Regions from separate parts of the Homo sapiens genome. Here region 1 is linked to region 2. A link is a contact called in ENCODE Hi-C or POLR2A ChIA-PET data. All regions are on one chromosome and are shown on one strand. The core of a region is the stretch at or near the end of the contact, and the rest is flanking DNA. Distances in the headings are between cores, read along the strand shown.

What was found. A loop is a pair of places that touch in the nucleus more often than their neighbours do. ChIA-PET counts read pairs that join two places held with the same protein, here RNA polymerase II (POLR2A).
Region 1: a loop to region 2 is called in a map of dorsolateral prefrontal cortex, with 2.0 times the contacts of the local background. The contact joins the promoter of KAZN-AS1 here to the promoter of KAZN in region 2. A Hi-C loop is called at or near these places in 1 of 168 maps with a recorded cell type or tissue (dorsolateral prefrontal cortex). POLR2A ChIA-PET finds 5 or more read pairs at or near these places in 1 of 52 experiments (WTC11).

What each region holds. Positions count from the first base shown.
Region 1 is chr1:14,417,355-14,422,461 of GRCh38, forward strand. It overlaps KAZN-AS1 (KAZN antisense RNA 1), which reads right to left and starts at 2,619. Exons shown (of 5, transcript NR_149058.1): 1 at 2,140-2,619. It also overlaps a transcript of KAZN not described here.
Region 2 is chr1:14,597,155-14,601,750 of GRCh38, forward strand. KAZN (kazrin, periplakin interacting protein) reads left to right here and starts at 1,531. Exons shown (of 15, transcript NM_201628.3): 1 at 1,531-2,069. The coding sequence starts at 1,844. RefSeq lists a silencer at 2,198-2,357.

The DNA of each region.
Region 1 (5,107 bases), core at 1,369-3,868, 180 kb before region 2:
TACAGTGAGGTTCTTCGCCATTTCTCTGGCGGCTGATTTGGAAGGAAAGATACTTAATTTGACTTCACCTTCACAGAAAGGTGAACTAAGAAGCCTATAAGGAAACCAATTTCAGCTGCTCAGTCTACAATGTATTTGTCCAGTGCCATGGAGTCAATGAAACACATCAGCTCAAATGACAATCACTGAAGTGAGACTGGGATATTGGCCCCTCCTGGCTGGTTGGAGTCAAACCAGAGAAACAGGTGGCTACTGTACGCACAGGCTGTACAAGGAGACCCTAGGAAAGAACAGCCTTGGTCTTTGGGGCCATCAGAAAAAGACTGTCATCTGAAATTAAACCACAAGAAACCTACATCGGGCCGGGTGTGGTGGCTCACCCCTGTTATCCCAGGACTTTGGGAGGCCAAAGCAGGCAGATTCCGAGGTCAGGAGATCAAGACCATCCTGGCTAACATGGTGAAACCCCATCCCTACTAAAAATAGAAAAAATTAGCCGGGCGTGGTGGCAGGCGCCTGTAGTCCCAGCTACTCGGTAGGCCGAGGCAGGAGAATGGCGTGAACCCGGGAAGCAGAGCATGCAGTGAGCAGAAATCACACCACTGCACTCCAGGCTGGGCGACAGAGTGAGACTGCCTCAAAAAAAAAAAAAAAAAAAAAAAAAAAAAAAAAAAAAAAAAAAAAAAAAAACCTACATCGAAAGATTTGCCATCTCTAGACATGTCCCCTCCCAGGAGATGATCCATACAGAGTTACCAGTGGAACCACGGCATATCCTGTGGGTCCAATGGAGGCAAGAATTTCTAAGAATAAGAACCTTAGATCTTACTAAAGGTAGTGTTGATGAGATATTAGGAGCTCAAATTCAGGAAGATCTGAGTTCAGATTTTTAACTCCACAAGTTCCTAACTATATGACCCTGGCAGGCTATCTAACCTCTCTGAGTGTCCATTTCCTCCCCAGGAAAGTCTCAAGCCATGCCGGCTTGCTGTGATCAGTAAAGGAGATAATATGCATAAAGTAGTTTGCACTGTGCCTGGCACATAGGAAGCACTCAGGAAACAGTGGCCACTACTTTTATTATTACTGTCAGCATGTAACCAATGGAAATAACATTCTACCTCTATGTTGTAAGTTTTCGGGTGGGAAGTGATTTTGTTCTTGGTGCAAGGAAAAGAATATTGAAAATTAGGAACCAGTCAGAATTTATCACCATCAGGCAAGGAAAATGAGTTTGCCTCTAGATAGCAAGGCTTGTTTTATAGACAATCTGATTTTCCTAGTCAGAGGCAAGGCATTTTTCAGGAGATCCAATGCTTGTCTTCTAACTGTATACTCCCAAAGCAACTTTTTGTCTATGATCTGATCTCTCAAGTAGGGCAGGCCAAAGGACTCTCCCTAGCTCTGAAGCCAGACCCTTCTCCCACTCAAAGTCATGAAATTCGCCTACAGAGAATCCCTCAGAGTCTTGTGAGTTTGGTTACCATGAGTCAGTCACCAGTACACTTGTGTGTGTGCAAATGAAAATAAGGCTTCTGCATCTGCAGAAATGATGGCTGGATGGGGGTTTGTGGGGACCACCTCGGCACCCAGAAACTGTCCCCCTGTGAACTCTTGTCTGAAAACTTCTAGCCTGCCATTCGGATACAACTGTCAACGAGTGTTCAATAAGCACATGGAAAAATACAAGGATGCTATATATTTTTATTCCTATGTGAGCCGTATTGAGCATTTTCAATAGAAAAAGTTTATCTCTTGGTAGCACCCCATCTTTACAAAGGAACTTCTATGCCAGCATAAACCAGGCACTGTAATAAATATACCTTATACATAGTCTTTGCAGTGACGCTGTGAGGACACTGTTCCTGCTGTCATTTTAAAAGTAAGTAAACTGAAGCCCAGAGAAATTCAGTGACTTTCCCAAAGTCATAAAGCGCAAAAGAAAGAAAGGCCGGGTCTGACCCCTATTCTGTCTGACGTCCGTGATCTTTCCACCCTGCCCGGCCATCCCCATCTATCTCATTGCCTGGGAAGCCACCATCCCTCCCAGCCCATTCCCTTGTCACAGAACATGAGTGCCCAAAGCCTGTGCTCTGTCCAAGCCACTCCATGAAGCACTCGCCTCTTCCCTGGACTTACCAGAGTGTTAGGCCAGTTCCCTCTGTGTGGGGAAGTGTCCGGAATTTGTGGGTTCTTGGTCTCACTGACTTCAAGAACGAAGCCGTGGACCCTCGCGATTTGAGTGTTACAGTTCTTAAAGGTAGTGTGTCCGGAGTTTGTTCCTTCTGATTTTCGGATGTGTTCAGAGTTCCTTCCTTCTGGTGGGTTTGTGATCTCGCTGGCTTCATTCAAGAGTGAAGCCGCAGACCTCCGCGGTGAGCGTTAGGACTCTTAAGGCGGTGCGTCTGGTGTTGTTTGTCCCTCCCATCCGGAGTTGTTCATTCCTCCCGGTGGGTTCGGGGTCTCGCTGGTCTCGGAAGTGAAGCCAGACACCTTTGCGGCGAGTATTACAGCTCGCACAGACAGTGAGACCCCAAAGAGCGAGCAACAATGGGATTTATTGCAAAGAGCGAAAGAACAAAACTTCCACAAGGTGGAAGGGAACATTAGGGGATTGCCACTCCCGGCTCCGGCAGCCTGCTTTTATTCCCTTATCTGGACCCACCCACATCCTGCTGATTGGTCCATTTTACAGAGAGCTGATTGGTCTGTTTTACAGAGAGTTGATTGGTCCGTTTTGACAGGGTGCTGATTGGTGCATTTGCAATCCCTGAGCTAGACACAAAAGTTCTCCAAGTCCCCACTAGAGAGGCTAGACACAGAGCGCTGATTGGTGCGTTTACAAACCTTGAGCTAGACACAGAGTGCTGATTGGTGCATTTACCATCCTCTAGCTAGACATAAAAGTTCTCCAAGTCCCCACCAGATTAGCTAGATACAGAGTGCTGATTAGTGCACCCACAAACCTTGAGCTAGACACAGGGTGCTGATTGGTGCATTTACAAACCTTGAGCTAGGCGTAAATAAATTCTCCAAGTACCCACCCGACTCAGGGGCCCAGCTGGCTTCACCTAGTGGATTCCCCCACCGGAGCCACGGGGGGAGCTGCCCGCAAGTCCCGCACCATGCACCCACACTCCTCAGCCCTTGGTCCTCAGCCCTTGGGCAGTCAGTGGGACCAGGTGCCGCGGAGCAAGGGGTGCGCTCGTCGGGGAGGCTTGGGCAGCTCAGGAGCCCACGGCAGGAGTGGGGAGGCTCAGGCATGGCCCGCTGCAGGTCTGGAGCCCTGCCATGCCGGGAGGCAGTTGAGGCCTGGCGAGAATTCGAGTGCAGCGCCTGCAGGCCGTCTCTGCTGGGGGACCTGGCGCACCCTTTGCAGCTGTTGGCCCAGGTGCTAAGCCCCTCACTGCCCGGGGCCGGCGGCACCAGCCGGCCACTCCCGAGTGCGGGGCCCACCGAGCCCATCCCACCCAGAACTCAAGCTGGCCTGGGAGCGCTGCGCACAGCCCCGGTTGCCGCCCGCACCTCTCCCTCCACACCTCCCCTCCACACCTCCCCTCCACACCTCCCCGCAAGCAGAGGGAGCCAGCTCCGGCCTCCGCCAGCCCAGAGAGGGGGCTCCCACAGTGCAGCGGTGGGCTGAAGGGCTCCTCAAGCGCGGCCAGAGTGGGCGCCGAGGCCAAGGAGGCGTGGAGAGCGAGAGAGGGCTGCCAGCACGCTGCCCTCTCTCAGGAATTGGTCTTAAACACTATGCCTTAGGTTATAGCTAGAGCTACTACTACATCAATTAAAAGGATGAAAATAGTGTGTAATCAATTTGTATCAATGATAAATAATTGTTTGCCCTCATTATTCAGGGAAGAGCTCCCAGTGAGTTTTAAAATATTCCTTGGAGTGATGGGGGGAATGGTTCTTGAATAGTAGAGCATTCCTAGCACCCCATTCAGAATTTGGTTATTGACTCTGTATTATCTTACATTCTTCTTTTGGGATGGGTTTTCTTGGGGGTGCTATGCTCTATCCTCCAACAGTAGCTTTGAAGTCTCCATCCAAGAAGGACACGAGGAAAGCCACATTGGGAGAAAACACATCCCTTGATCCCTGATTAGGGCTTGGAATGTACATTCCCATAAAGACCCTACTATGCACAGTTGATTGTTCCCTTAATGTTACCACATTAGGACAGTGGCAAACTGTGATTCTGAGACATTGTGGGTTCAATAAAGCATGTTTCCCAAACCAAAGTCTTAGAAACATAAGCCGACTTATGTTCCAAACTTCTATCCACAAGTTTGGAAAATTCTGGGTTAAATACTGTTGAACAAGCGTCTTTATTCAAAACTTCACAGAACCTGATTTTGAGAGTGGGCATGTGACTGCCCAAAAGGAATCTCCCAAACTCTTTTTACCACAAAATTTCTCTCGGAGTTGGCCAAGCTCACCTTTCAAAACCCTGACATAGGCCTTAGTCCCCTCCCCTCCCCCGGCCTCTTTCACTTACTACACTGGGTCCTGGGGAAACTCTTCCCCTTGTCTGAATAACCAACTACACTGACTGCCCAATGAGCTAGTAAATGCAACAAAGTAACAAATATATCCAACAGTGCATGGGCTCATCTTCCACGCCAATGTCAATATTTTGCAAAGTGAATTTTGTCCACTCCAGTGACTGAGATTTGGAAAGTCTGTCTTGGATATTCCTGATGCACATTGGTGAAGGTTCTGAGAAATTTCAGCAGCAAAGGAGCCTGGTCAGCCAATGTGAACCAAGAAGAAAATAGGCAAATCGCTATTTTACCTTTGTTATTTTAAACTTAAATTGAATTCTGTGTTTTGGCTTTGGTTGGTGAGTTTCATATTCTGGGTTCTGATGAGATGTGATCTGAGTGTGCTTCAGAGAACATCCGTGGGCTTCCGTGTTTACTCAGCTATCTGCCCTAAAAACACTTGCTCAGCAGCATGACGACATAGATTAAATCCTTGCAACAAGCCCAGTGGGGAAGAGCTTCCCCTTTTCCTTCAATAGCACAGGCAAACTACGTAGGTAAAGTATGAGGCTGGCCCAGAACAAAACGCTACGCAGCGCATAAGACACTTCCAGGGTCAA
Region 2 (4,596 bases), core at 281-2,780:
TTGGTTGGTCCAGTTGGTAAGAACTTGTGTTAATGAGGTTAAGGTCAGGGTTCGATCCCCGAACTGACCCATTAGCTGAGCAGAGCGGACAGAGTGAAGAATTGTGTCTTCCTGCCACATGCTCCACCATCAAATCCTGCCCTCTTGCAAAAGCTTGTTAGTGGTCACAGGGGAATGGAGCAAGACTGTTTTTATGGTTCCACAGAAAAGGGGGGAGAAATCTATCATCCAAGGCCTCCTGAAGGCGCAGCAGGAGGAACTTGCAATCAGATGATTACTTTCTTCCAGTCCCGCTGTCACCTGGTTTCTGCGGGCCCCTTAAGTAAATTGCTTAACCCTATGCAGAGCCTCAGTTTCCTTATCCCTAAAATGGGAATAATAATCCTCACTCACAAGAGATAAGAATGCATATAAAAGCACTCTACACGCAGTTTTTGCTTGGTTCTTATGGGCTTCCTGTAAGAACCTGAAGGGTGGGCAGCCTCATTTTTCCTCGCAGCACCCCACTGGCTTCTGCAATCTGCTCTTTGCTGCTCTCCGGAGGTTGACTGAGCTGGAATGATGGCGCCCTGTTGACCAGAGGGTTGCTGGCTGTTTTAAATTGTCCTATTTGCATGGAATGAAGTTTGCTATGGTAACAAGGTCTGGTGGCTGGAATCCAGGGCCCCAGTGAAAAATGCAAAGCCTGTGGTCTGGGAGAGAAAGAGGAGCTGGAGAGGGCATATCAACGTCAGGTTACCTCAGTTCTTCTGTGAAGAGGGGATGGGTAAACTGAGGCAGCAGGGCTCAACTCTTCTGCTCCCAGTAGAAGAAAGGGAAGAAGCCCCATCGACGCCTTCCTTCTTATCTCTCAACCTCATCTCTGTCCCCGCCAATATTCAGCCCGGCTAAGAAGCTTAGGAGCTGGCTAAGGCTGCTCCTCCACCTGGATGCACACACAGGGCTAGGGCTGTGGAGAGGCGGGAGCACCAGCGGCCCACGCCGAGGAAGATAGGCGCTCCCTCCTGGGGTGGGCAGCGCAGGTCTGGCCTGCGGGTGGGGGGTGGAGAGTGAGAGGCACGCGGGGCACCAGCTCAGCTCCCCTCTGGGGATTTCGTACTCGCAGTTTAAGGAACCGGTGGAGCACGAACTCCACTCCTGAGCTGGCGCAAGCGTCTCCCTTCCATGGAGATCCACCCCGGCTCCCCTCTGAGGCCCCCTTTCCAAGCACCCTCTCTTCCGAGCACCCAGCACCTCCCCAACCTTAGCACGGCTCGGGGCACCAGTTCTCCAGGGCGGGGGCTGCCCCACCGCTCAAGGGAGGGGACAGAGGGCCGGCCTCGGTCCAGGCGACCCCTGCCCCTCGCCAGGGGCGCCACCTTGGCCCCCTCCCGACTGCCGTCCGCCGCCTCCGCCCCCCCGGGGGGTGTGTCTCCGAAGTACGGGGGCGCGGGAGGCCAAGGGTGCCCCCAGCCTCCGACCGAGACCCCCTCCCGAGCCGGCGGCGAATGGTAGGCTCCATTTAAAGAGTGCCTGGTGGCGCGCGGTGTCCTTCTTGGAGCAGCTCTCGGCGCCCGCCCGCCGGGGTCTCGGCGATCGCTGCTCCTCCTCCTCCTTCTCCTCCTCTTTTTTCTCCTCCGCCTCCTCCCCCCGCCGCCTCGCCACCGCCGCGGCTAGGGCTGGAGGCGCCGCTGTCATTCCTGTGCCGGAGGAACCGGCGCTGCCGGTGCCTGGGGGTCGGGGCGCGGGCGAAGCCGGGCCGCGGAGGACACAACAGGTAGAGCCGGGGGTGCCCGGCCGCGCGCCCCCCGCGCATCATGCAGCTCTTTGTCACCTCTCTCGCCCCCAGGCCAAAATCCTGAGCATGATGGAAGACAATAAGCAGCTCGCGCTCCGCATCGATGGGGCGGTCCAGTCGGCCAGCCAGGAGGTGACCAACCTGCGAGCCGAACTCACGGCCACCAACCGGAGACTGGCGGAACTGAGCGGCGGCGGCGGCCCCGGCCCGGGCCCGGGAGCCGCGGCCAGCGCCTCGGCGGCGGGGGACTCGGCGGCGACGAACATGGAGAACCCCCAGCTTGGAGCGCAAGGTAGGATCGCCCCGGCGCCCAGGGCGGAGGAAGGCGAGCAGAGCACGCCCGGCCTCGGAGGTGGCCGGGGACCCGGGGTCCCCCACACCCGGGGCGAAATCGCTTTGCATTCTGGCTTGTAACCCTTTCCGCCCGGCGGTGGCCACCGCTGCTCTCCGGCTGGGAGTTGCAGGCTGCTGTCATTCACGAAAACCCGAGCGCAGTGTGCACGGGGTCACACGGTCACACCGGCCCCGGCCAGCCTGAGCGAGGCGCAGCCGGCGGGTCCCTTCCGGCATCAGAAAGTGCCCTTTCCGTGGCACCAGCCCCCTAGCTCCGTGCAAACTTTTCATGCCGGGGCCTTTTCCCCACCCCCCGCAGGGGTGAATGGCACAGTTCCCCCCACTTCCTTAGGCTCCTTCCCAGAGAGAGCTCCGGGCTCTGCCGCCGTGGTTGGGATAGAGGATTGCACTGCTGTGCACTTTTCTCCGCGGATGCCAAATCCCTTGGCTCAGTTGCATCTGGACTTTATTTTCTTCTCATTTGAGGTCTCTCAGGCATTGGAATCTATAGATGCAACAGTAGATGCTCAGCTCAGCAGGGAGTTTAAATTTCCGCAAATATAAACACCGAGAGCACTTTCCAGGGGGATACTGTAGACCTCAAAGGTTGAGCGGTAGAGAAATGAAGGCTTAGGGTGGTGGGCTGCAGGGAGCCCGTTTGAAGGGACTCTGCGGTTTAGAGAAGAGGAAGAAAAAGACAGTTGGTTTGTGTTCACATTGACAGAGATTAAGCTCTGAAACCCCCTGCAAGACATAAAGGCGGATGGGGCATTCCCTAAAATGTACTGTTTGGTTTCTGTGACTTAGAAAGTAAAAGGGTAAGCAGGCTTTGGGGGATTTTTTTTTTCTTTTTGCCTAATTGCCCTTTAAGAAACAGTATCACTGGTTATTAATATCATTTGAATTGCAAATTAAACTGCTGAAATCCAGAACAGGACAGAAACAAATCTCCAGTCCATGAGGTCCACTTGTCTAAATATGTCACTTGAAGTGCAAGGTACCAATTGCTCAGTGGCTCAAAATGATTTTCTGGTTCTGTTGTCATTTCAAGAGCTTCTCTTGAGGGTTGAGAGAGTCTGTTTTCCTAAGAATCTGGTTCTCTCCATCAGTCTCTGTTTCCACCTTATCTTCCTGGGAAGGTGTGCTTTCTTTGAGGTGAGATGTGAAGCCTGCCCACGTGCAGTTTTATGTCGAATTCCAAGTCAGATCTTAACTTGGTACTCCCGGAGCCTGTTGGAAGTCTTAGGAATTGGGGGGAGTACTTTGGTAAGGAAGTAGCCATGACGTAATGGTGAGAAGGTGTTGTGGTCCTAGTGCTTGCTGCAAGCTTGACATGTGGTTATTCTTGTCATCCTTGCAATGTCATTGTGTGCGAAAGAACATTCTCCACTGGAACCTGTGCAAAAAAAAAAAAAAAAAAAAAAGACAGACTGCAAGGTAATGCTTCACTTTTTATAGGCAGAGGCTCTGCTAACATTAAAGAAATAGCTAAGAACTGGCATTTTGCTAAGAATCAAAAGCTGTATAGTAAAGGACACTGAACAATGCTCGTTTATTTCCCACTGTCTGCCCCTTTCTCCGCGAAGGAAAAGTTAAGTGGCTTTTTATCTGAGTCCTGGGTCTGGTTGTAGACTGGGCAGGCTAAGGCAGTCAACGCAGTAATGATGTCCACATGCTCAACTTGAAAACTGACATACTCGCGGATGGTTAAATTGTTGTAGTGGAGCAACAGGGGGCTGATTCCTTGTTCTTTTTTCCTACACAAATGCACAGGGCTGTGGAAATGAAAATGGCTTTTGGATCTCTTGGATATCCTTAAAAACACATAAAACCAGCAGCTCCCATACGCTCTCAGGACTGTGCCTGCCCATGTCAGTGGCTGGCTGTGGGTGGTAGGATGAAGGGTGGTCTTGATTTCTCCTCTTTGTACATTGGTATGTCTCAAAATCTTTCCTAGGGGCACTTTGTGATTTTTATAATCAGAAAATAAAATGTTCAAAGGTTTAAACTCTACTTGATTGTTGGCCGCATAACCGTCTAAACTGATATGCATTTCAACAGATGTGATGGTTGAAAAGAAAACAAGCCCCCGTATAAGTTCAGTGGGGTATCATTTACTTGTCTGTAGCAACAGTACTTGATACATTATTTAGCCTCTGTAAGTTTGGGGGATTTTTTTTTTTTGATGGGGGCGGGAGTTGTTTTTGTTTGTTTTTGTTTTTTTCATAGCCTGTGGCAGCATCCTGCTAGCACAGAAACCCTCTGCAGAGGTGGTCTGGTAGTTTCTTTTGCCATTGCTTTCATTATCCTAAAAAGAAGCCTTGAGTTCTCACACAAGTTAATTTTAAAGTGCAATTGATTGGGTTCCACTTGATTCTTCGTAATACACCTCCAGGGAGGCTCCCAGAGGCTCAGCTCCTCAGGGTTTCTGACTGTTCTTCCAAATTAGTCTTGTGTTTTCATTTTGTCTGTGTTGGTGCAGTTCA